Regions from separate parts of the Homo sapiens genome. Here region 1 is linked to region 2. Evidence: read pairs that join two places in POLR2A ChIA-PET (ENCODE). Cell type or tissue: MCF 10A. All regions are shown on one strand. Links, peaks and the distances in the headings refer to the core of each region. The heading gives the core; the rest is flanking DNA. Region 1 has its middle 47 kb from the start of LINC01581. Region 2 overlaps LINC01579 (long intergenic non-protein coding RNA 1579).

The links. ChIA-PET counts read pairs that join two places held together with the same protein. Peaks named below come from ENCODE experiments on the same cell type or tissue, not always from the same donor. Only the 100,000 strongest peaks of a DNase experiment are listed, where the experiment ranks them.
Region 1: POLR2A ChIA-PET joins it to region 2 with 5 read pairs; 2 of 35 experiments call an interaction of 5 or more read pairs at or near these places.

The regions. Positions count from the first base shown.
Region 1 is chr15:94,152,009-94,157,398 of GRCh38, forward strand. No RefSeq gene overlaps it. Among named protein-coding and RNA genes, the nearest start is that of LINC01581, 47 kb to the left of the region's middle. In MCF 10A, for the core only: a CTCF peak has its summit at 2,481; no DNase peak of the experiment used is centred there.
Region 2 is chr15:93,893,481-93,898,870 of GRCh38, forward strand. It overlaps LINC01579 (long intergenic non-protein coding RNA 1579), which reads right to left. Exons shown (of 4, transcript NR_138083.1): 4 at 2,579-2,949. Among named protein-coding and RNA genes, the nearest start is that of LINC01579, 4.4 kb to the right of the region's middle. In MCF 10A, for the core only: no CTCF peak of the experiment used is centred there; a DNase peak (open chromatin) is centred at 3,121.

The DNA of each region.
Region 1 (5,390 bases), core at 299-5,298, 260 kb after region 2:
ATGTGTGAATTTGATCCTGTCATTATGAGGTTAGCTGGTAATTTTGCTCGTTAGTTAATGCAGTTTCTTCCTAGCCTCGATGGTCTCTACAATTTGGCATGTTTTTGCAGTGGCTGGTACTGGTTGTTCCTTTCCATGTTTAGTGCTTCCTTCAGGTGCTCTTTTAGGGCAAGCCTGGTGGTGACAAAATCTCTCAGCATTTGCTTGTCTGTAAAGGATTTTATTTTTCCACTTCTGAAGCTTAGTTTGGCTGGATATGAAATTCTGGGTTGAAAATTCTTTTCTTTAAGAAAGTTGAATATTGGCCCCCACTCTCTTCTGGCTTGTAGAGTTTCTTCTGAGATATCAGCTGTTAGTCTGATGGGCTTCCCTTTGTGGGTAACCCGACCTTTCTCTCTGGCTGCCCTTAACATTTTTTCCTTCATTTCAACTTTGGTGAATCTGACAATTATGTGTCTTGGAGTTGCTCTTCTTGAGGAGTATCTTTGTGGCATTCTCTGTATTTCCTGAATTTGAATGTTGGCCTGCCTTGCTAGATTGGGGAAGTTCTCCTGGACAATATCCTGCAGCGTGTTTTCCAACTTGTTTCCACTGAATGAAATTTTTTTAATTTTAGAACTAGAAAAACATATTATCTTAGAAACTGATAAACTTCTTAACAAACAATAGCTTCAATCATTTGAAACATTTTACATTAAAAAGGAACTCTTGGTTTTAAAAAATAGGGGCCCCTATAGTCTAGACTCCGCTGGACACTAACACTCCTGGGAATGTCTGTAGCGTATATTACTCTCTACAGGATATTGATCGTGTTTTGATTTGACTAGTTGGATGCTTAGGAAGGAGTCCACCAATTCCATGGACTTTAACCATAGCTCCCAAGGATGTCAGTGTACTAACAACGAACTGCTTTGTTCAGTTACCCAGCCTATTGCATGCCAACTCAGCGATCTTGTAATTAGGTACCATTCAGGCTACTCTGACTTAGCCTGGAAGAGTAGAAGTAAATAAATGTGTTAACAGTCTGAGTCCTTAAAGTTATAGACTTACTTAATGTAAACCTCAGCTGACAACAGTTTTCTAAATGGTTCTTCAAACTTCCAAAGACTTTGGTTTGAAGCATGATGGTGAAACATATAACATCTTCCCCTTTAAGACAATCCTCTGGTCAATCTGGAAACAATACTTAGAACCAAATGGAAAATTAAACCATTGGGAGGTGGTGGAAAACCATCTAGCCACGATCAGTTCAAAGTCCGGATGCTTAAATGATGCAAAACACTCTGTTATAGATACTATACAGGACAGATTATCAAAATAAAGAGTTGATAATAACATTTATGCAAACAAAAAGCAGTCATATGAAGAAAACCATGGTTATAATAAATGACCTCATGGAGATAGCAAATTTCAAGTCTTTCCCACTATGAATACTGCAAGAAGGTAACCATGGTTATAAAAAAAAGTCCCCATGGAGATAGCAAAAAATAGTAGTAAAAAATTTCTACTAGTAGTGGTAAAAAAAATTACTACTATGAGTACTACCAGAAGGTAAAATTAGCTGACATCATTTATAATGTCATATATCTGGTCTACTGGTGTATCATTGTATTAGTCCATTTTCACGCTGCTAATAAAGACATACCTGAGACTGGGTAATTTACAAAGGAAAGAAGTTTAATGAACTCACAGCTCCACATGCCTGGGGAGGCCTCACGATCATGACAGAAGATGAAGGAAGAGCAAAGAGATGTCTTACATGGCAGAGGGAAACAATTTGTTTAGGGGAACTATCAACTCCCCTTTATAAATGAGAGTTCCCCTCTAGAAAACCATCAGGTCTCCTGAGACTTACTATCACGAGAACAGCATGGGAAAGACCTGCCCCCATGATTCAATTACCTCCCACCAGGTCCCTCCCACGACACGTGGGAATTATGGGAGTTACAATTCAAGATGAGATTTGGGTGGGGACATAGCCAAACCATATCAATCATAAACTGAAATTTTTAGGTGGGTGAGAAATATTACCAGAAATACATCCATAACACCTACAACTGCACAAAACCACACACACACATATTTTACAGTGTAGTACTTTCCTTTTCTCTTATAAATTCTTTGTTAGAAGTTTACCAAGATGGAATGCATAGTTTTATCTGAGACAAGCAGCCATTTAACATGTGCAAAGTAAAGAGATAAGCACTAGACACCCCAACTAACAACATGAAGGGGAGCATCCTGAGGAGAATTAGAAATGAGGTTGAAAAAGGAATATCATTAAGGCCGCCATCTTGTGTCAAATTACAACTCTTGATTCAACCCCGTGCTTGGTTGAATAATGGACAATTTTTGAGAAACTATATTGACACCTCTGTCTTTAAAAACTGAGGATGGCATGAACACAAGTTGCCTCACTTTAATGTGGAAACAGGGATACGTAGCTCTACTGGCCTAATTGTGCAATTGCAATTTAATACAGGCTCCCAAATTTGACAATGATCAATGTGTTAGGTTATTATATGCTTTGTTAACAGAAAAGAAAAATGTGTTTATCTGTAAATCTTAGGCAGGGAAGAGTAATACATTCTCATTTTGTAACATTTATTTCCTCATAGAATTGGTTAAGTACTGTACTCAGTTTTTGTATCAGATTCAGTCAATAAAAACTCATTGATAGTCCATTACTACTTGACAAATTCTACTGTAAGGACTTTAGCTAGATCGTCCCAAGCCCCTGCCTGGTTGATATTTTTCTCCCCTCCATCTTTTCAACTTCATCGGAAGTGATACATTATAAACAAACATATTTATCTTCCAGCTAATCCCAAATGGATGAAATAAAGAGCTTGACACCAATTTTAAGCTTTTCCTCTTTTCCTCTCCTAATCATTTATTGCAGAAGAAAAATAGCCCTACAAAAATGGATTTTTACCACATGCTCAATAAATTCTAGGTGCATTTCTCTGATTCTCTGTCCCAGTACAAAATTCCTCTATCAAGATTAATATTAAACTCAGCTCAAGGCTGAGCACCAGATTTGAGCAATGACAAATTTCTCACCATTTCCCCACAGATCTTTTACTTTGTCTGCCAAGTTGCGAATTTCAAGCTTGCCCTATAACCACACACAGAGGAAAAACGCTCCTATCAATGACAGTAAACCAAACTCTTTTGACCTCTGATTGACACAGGGATACAACTGGAGTTCTTGATGTGTTACTTGATTTTTTCATTCTGTGAAAAAAAATTTTTGTGCATTCTGCAAAATTTAGATAATTCATAGTGAAAGTCCAGTGTAGTGTCTTGAGAAGAGAACAAATAATCATATAAACATTTTTAGGTCAGTTGTACCAAAATTTTGCATTTCAATCAGTAAAATACATTTTTTAGATAATTTAAAAAATAAAATAAACTGCAGATTCAAACTGTGTCAAGTACACTCATGTAAAATCCACCATTGACTATTAATTACATGATACAAATCTCAGAATAAGGGACCGTTTTTTTAAAAAGTGAATGTTAGCTTTAAGTACAACTCATGACATTACCCCTTTTCCTCTTATTTTAGTACAGATTCAACGTGGACATATAACATTTTGCATCTCTGTTCTTGGGAGCAGTGGCATCAGTTGATAGAATAGAGCCTTCTGCCCATACAGATAAAAAGCAAGCAACCAGCAGACCTCGGCCCTGATCCCAGCATTTTCTTTGTTAAATAGATGACAATTCCATGAACTTGCCTTTTAGGCAAGACAAATCACTTTCCCTTCCGAAGCTCACCATTTTGTTTATATTGCGTGATCATTGTAGAGATCAAAGAAGATTGTGACATCCTAATTGGGTAAAAGAACATACCTACCAATAGGTATATTTGATGGGACAACTATCTTAAGTTATTTTTAGTTGTTCAGGTCGACTTTGATGAAGTGTCCACTTGACTGGTAGTCAAAAAACTGGAAATGAAAACAGTCCCCATTTAAACTCTTATCATTGCTATCTAAACAGCATAGAATTATTGTGGACATTTTCACTTATAAGTTTTAATAAGTTAGCCGTGAACTCAAAATACTAAATCACAAAGAAGCCCATTACAAAAAGCAATCTGTTAAATTCCAACTACAAAACTCTCTATTTGTATTCACCCTTTGCTTTTGAAAAGATTATTTTACCTCATTTAAACATTTACTCCTGGAATTCTCAACATGACCTTGATAGAGAAGACAATTTTTTTTGTCTTCTTTCCCTTCAGAATTTCACCATTTTGTTTACATTGCATGATCTATTTGTATTCACCCTTTGCTTTTGAAAAGACTATTTTACCTCATTTAAACATTTATTCCTGGAATTCTCAACATGACCTTGATATGCAAGACAATTTTTCATTGACAAAAATTTCTTTGAGGCTTTGTGTACATGTATTGTTTGAGCTAGGCAAAATGTTCGCTCAAGAAAGCAACAGTAAAAGTTAATGACATTTTACTCAAATTAAATAAATTCCAAGAGCAACTGCTGAATGTGAGGGCCTCATTTGTCATATTGTCTATTCTGTTTGGGGAGAACAGTTCCTCTTGTTCTATTTCGTTTTATTTGAGAACGTGTCTCAACTTCTCTCCCACTCAAGAACTCTGAAGTTTGAATTTGGCTTGCACTACCTTGCATTTCAGCCCTTCCCTGGATTTCTCTGGGGTTCTTTGGGTATGGCATGAAGCCATGTGCGGTCTCCTATGCAATCAGGTTATTGCCATGGGAGACTTTCCCTAATTGTGTTAGTCTATTGAGATTACAACCCTGCAAGTGCATATCTGGGCATCTAGGAAATAGGTATTAATATTTGATTGCTGAGTTTTTGTTCATGTATTCTTTAATCGATTAGAATTGTGGACCTTCTAAACAATGACCAGACATTGTACGTGCCAGTTTATATAGTGATGGAGAGGTGCCTCCCCTAACTCCAGACACCTGAGAGGCAATGAAAATTTACTAAGTAGTAGAGAGATCATGTAAGACAGAAAAGGACGAGGGGTGCAAATGTATGCCCATTCCATTTCTGAATGCATTGCCTAACCAAAGTCCATTTGATTACTGTGATATTCACACCGTAGTTTTCAACCCTAGTTAATTGCAATTGTCCCAACATACACATACTCCCTCTTTAATTTTTTTCCATTGTACTTAACATCTTCATACACACTATATATTTATTTTTGTTGAAAGTCTAACTATAGTGCTGAGAGACAGGACTAGCTGGATTTCCTAGGCCGACTAAGATTTCCTAAGCCTAGCTGCGGAAGGTGACTGCACCCACTTTTAAACACGGGGCTTGTAACTCAGCTCACATCTGACCAATCAGGTAGTAAAGAGGGCTCACTAAAATACCAATTAGGCTA
Region 2 (5,390 bases), core at 214-5,213:
TTATTGGCTAACCTTAATTCAATAATGACACTGTTCTTAGCATATCACATCTATTAATTCATTTTATTCTCAGACACATTCATTTTCCCATTTTATTCATGTAGAATGGAAGGCACGAAGAGGTTAAATTACTTGCCCAAAGTCACCCAGCTAGTAATTGCTCACATTGAAATTTGAACCCAAGTCTTCTGGCTCTGGAGACCATAATCTTATGAATTTCTTCACTTCTCTGGGACAAATAAATTAAGTATATTTTTCCCAACTTCCTAATGCTTATGTTACATACAGCACAATCAAACAGAAATGAGTTATCATGCCAGTGCCTAAGAGAGGCTGGTTATGTTTCTGAGGCACCTCAGAGGCCATCTGTGGTCCCACTGGCGATGATCTGAGCAAATTCCTTAACAAATGCCTAGCCACAGTAAGTCCTCTGTAAGTTTCGACTACATCACGATTGTCATGGAAGGATGGAGCAGGATGGTGTCTGCCTGCTGTGGATGTGTAAACTTCTATGCGTCATGCATGGTATCACAAGTTCATGAAAAGAAGCCTCAGAATCCCTGAGAAGTAGCCAAAGATCTTTGAGCCAAAGATCTTTATTTCCCCATATTGAGTCTGATACTCTTTTTCATGCCTCAAAAGAATTCAGTCAGGGTGTTTAGAAAAATTAATTATTCTACTAAATAGATGACAACTCCCCAATAAATGTGTTTTATAAGTACAGATATGCATGCATTTTTTTGCAAGATAAACATGTGCAATGTGAAAAAGTCAGAGCCTCAGAATTATTAAGGGGGAAAGCGAGCAACCAACCAACCAAGAGAGCAAGGTGATCAAGAGCAGAGATTGAGCTAGGAGCTTCCAGGACTTTCTCAAGGGAAGGCATTTTGTTCTCTACTGATCACCCTCCAGTGACTCCTAAAGCCTAATTCCAAATCTCATTTTTCTACAGGTGAATGTTTGCACAGAGAGTGACGGAACAAGATCCCCAAAGGAGAAGTGGTTAATCCTTTGCTTTCATGTGAGTGCTCAGGCTCTTGAGATTAATACCAGGATGTGTAAACTACACCTTGTCATTTGTATTCATGTCAGTTTTATTATGTTATTCAGTACTAATAGATTAGAATTCCAGAGCATTCCTCACTGGCAGTATTCCTGGGAAGTAGTAAAGACAGACAAGCATCTTCACATGCATAAAAAGAAGCTAATTCATATTTTTGCCTCCTGCTTCCTAGTGAAGAGTAAGCTCAGTCAAGTGTGTTTCTGATGTACACGGCAGGCACTGTGTGATTCCTTAGTAAACAGCAATTAGTGGTGACGATGGATGCTAATACCATATTAAAATAAACTTACAAGGCCAGCCCAACACAGAAGAGCATGGAAACTCCCTCTTGGTATGAGACAGAATGATCTGTATCTTAAACAACTGCACAGGCCTCAAAATATTACTCATCCAGGAAAATAGAAGGCTAAGTACCAAATATCCATTCTAATATTCTAAATAGAGGTATCACTGGGGGAGGATATATATTTTCAAGTTTTGGTTAATAATAAAAGTTAAAAAACAAAGAGCATCCTTCAGTTTTTAACTATTAACTTTATTAACTGGAAAAACATTCTCCTTCTTCAAATAGTTGGAGCAGGTGGTGTGGGAGAGTGGCTAACAGTGTGGCATTGGGACTCAGACTGACATGGCTTTACCCCTGACAAGTGGTGAAAGCTTAGTTTGTTGATTCCTGATCTACAGCAAGGATCAGATGAGACCAAAAAAGGGGCTGTGAACAATGCCTGGCAGATATCTAGTGCTCATTGTGTTTGTTTTTGTTAGCTCTCTAGTCACAGTTTTCATCTAACCAAAATGTTGCCAGATAATTCTCATCTTTATGGATAATTGGTAATCTGTTTCTCCTTTAAAATGTTTTCAGTGTCATGGCCGGGCATGGTGGCTCACACCAGTAATCCCAGCACTTTGGGAGGCCGAGGCAGGCGGATCACCTGAGGTCGGGAGTTCGAGATCAGCCTGACCAACATGGAGAAACCCCGTCTCTACTAAAAATACAAACTTAGTCAGGCATGGTGGCACATGCCTGTAATCCCAGCTACTTGGGGAGCTGAGGCAGGAGAATCACTTGAACCCGGGAGGCGGAGGTTGCAGTGAGCCGAGATCGCACCACTGTACTCCAGCCTGGGCAACAAGTGCGAAACTCTGTCTCAACCACAACAACAACAAAAAATGTTTTCAGCGTCAACTGTCAGAACCTGAGTAAGATCAGATTAAGAGAAGGCAGAGTGAGAATAGCATTCAATATCATGGTATGTTCACCATATGTACTATGCTTAGAGTGGTTGTAGGGGCAGTGGTGATGGTGGTGGTGAGAGGAGTATGGAAGACATACAGTTTGAGGTTGTTTTAGGCCGGGGGCCAATTAAAATTTAAGACGCTGCTGGAAGTCAATTCAAACAGCAGATTGAATTATTTTCTTTCTGATCAGATAGTTTGGGGTTCTGTGTTAACAAGAAGGATGCTCCTCCCTTAGGAAGGAGAAAACAGACTAGAGTAAGAGCCAATTCTACCACCTTTAAAGAAAGTACCGAATTATTCTTTTTAAAAAGGCTCATTGATGAGTTGAGGGAGACCAAACCAAACAAAACATAACAGAACTGTTGTCTCTCTGTTTTGGGAGGAGTGCCAGAGAAGGCTCAATACAATGGACTTTACTGCATCTAAGTTCCACGTCACGGCTCAGATCATTTGTCCCAGAGCCACATAAGCAGGTGTGGCTGCTTTTTGCTGATGGCTCTTCAGAATGGTCCCTTGGTGGCATCATCCCACTGCCTCCTTTTGTCCTGAGGCTTCATCGCTCTCTCTTCACTGGGAGAAGAGATAATGTCTGTTTTCAGATCTATTCATGAAATACCAGACTTGGCAGAGCAGCCTCCCTGGAGAACCTGATAATTAAGACAGTTGCTTAATTAGAATGATGATGTGTGTGTCTGCACTGAATGCCAAGCACTATAATTACACTGTGAACCTGAAATGTGGGCCCCAGGCACTTCAGGTCAGCTTTCTAGGTATTTGCTTGCTTCATGGGGAAGCAAGGGCTGCTCAGTGTTCCTAACACATTTTAAACACCTTAGGCGAGTTGGAATGAAGGTGGGTTTTGCAATCAGATGACCTGTCTTTAACTCACAGATCTGCCACTCACCAATAGTGTGATTTGGGCCAAATTTTAAAACTCCCTGAAGCTCAATTCTCTTTTCTGTTACATAGAATTGATTATGTGTGTATCATAGTATTGTTAGAAAGATTACATGAAATTATATTAATATAGTCCTCAGGAAATATTAGGACACATTCATTATTTGGTGTTTTCACCAGCGTAGTTAATTATAAACACTTGGATAAGTTTGCAGAATTTAGCAAATAAAAAATATAGATAAACAACAATTTTCTAGCATAAGTATATCCCAATTGACATGAGTCATACTTACATTAATACTAAAAATTATTTGTTGTTTATCTGTAATTCAAATCGTACTGGGCATCATGTATTTTATCTGGTGACTCGACATTTGAGGGATCTCGAAATCCTCTTTTTGAAATATTCGTTTATAGAATAACTGGGTGAACACTATCAAAGCTATGTTAGGTCTCTCAAGCCAAACTTTCAAGTTCTACTCAGAGTGCCCTGGCAGAAAACAAACCTCAAACTTTCCAGCTTTGGATATTCAAAATAGGAAAAATACCCAATGCAAACAGAGCCCTAAAAAACAAGAACTGTGAGTATAATGTTCTATCATTAAAAAAAAAAGATTTGTATTAAAAAATCATTTAGGAATTCCCCAAATCTGAGAAAAGCTCCTTTGGCCTGTTTAAACTTGTCAAGAACAATTATAATTGCCCATTCTGAGCCTTGGGAAGAAATGACAGATTCTTCTTACCTTAGCCAAAGCCCTTAAAGCCCCAAAAGGCCAGAACTGCACCAGAGATTGGGAAACTGCAGAACGTCTGTGTGTGTCTGCAGAGGGGTTTCTCTTCTTAGCACATTCAGTGAAAGTCTTCAAAGGCAAAAAGTTTCCTAGCTTAGACTCAAACAGATGGCCCTCTGCTTCTCTCTAAACCAGTATGCAAATTAGTATATCCTCTAAGGTTAGGGGTGAGAGGGGAAGGCATGGGAGAATGTAAGCATAATAATTGTCTCTCAGAGCTGTGAGAATTAAAAACAAAAAAAGATAATATATCTTACAGAAAACCTTTAGTACAGTTCCCAGCATACAAATATCACTACTAGAGAAGATCAGAGAAAGGCAGTTGGGAATAGGAAGGTCCTGGAGACGGGGTAAGGGGACATTGGAACATCCCCAGATACCTGTTAGGAAGCAAGTTCTGGGAATAAACACAAGGATGGGTTTTGCTTTGCCATACAAAGTTTTGAAAGCTAGAGGTGAGACACAGAAAAGCATTATGTACTAATGCTTGTGTACAAACGGGATAATGAAGAACTAGGGAAGGCAGAGGGCTTTACTAACCCTAATCCTCACTCTGTCCTAAATAAGTATACACTCTACATATACTCTCAGTGACCAAAAATGAGGGTAAATTATGATCTATGCATCCATTTAAAAGTACACTGTTAGGCAGAAGGAATAAATTCTAGTGCTTGACGGCGCAGAAGGTTAACTGTAGTTAACAATATGTTGTATATTTCAAAATAGCTAGAAGAAAAGATATGAAATGTTCTCAACACAAAGAAATGGTAAATATTCCAGGTGATGGATATCTTAAATACCCTGACTTGGTCATTACACATTCTATATGTGTACCAAAATTTCTCATGTCCCCCATAAATATGTGCAAATATTATGTATCAATAAGTAATAAAAATAGTAAAAAGGGTTTTGCCTGAAAACAAGGAAATAATTACAGTATTCAGTATGAATTTTGTAAATATATATATAAAAGGTTTCACTGGGCACTATTGGAAAAGGTACACTTTTGAAGAATGAGTATTTTTTGAGATGGTCACACTATTTTGCTAAATAAAAATAAACAATTGACAAAAAATTGTGTGTATAAAACTAAAAGGATAGACATCAACATGTATGTACCATGATGTCCTAGAGGTAGAAGGATTATGTGTGATTACATAAAGGATCACTTTTTATAACTTCATGTATTACAGATTTCCTACTCTGAATATTATGCCTTAATTTTTAAATTAGAAAAGATGGCATCTATGAAAAATACCATTAACATCCATAGATAATACCCCTCCTACATCCCCTCATAAAAATTTAAGATTTTGTTAGGGATTTGCTCATATGGAAAATAACAGACAAAAAAAGTAGGTTAGCTCAGGGCAGTCAGTGATGGAAAGTCAAACATGCCA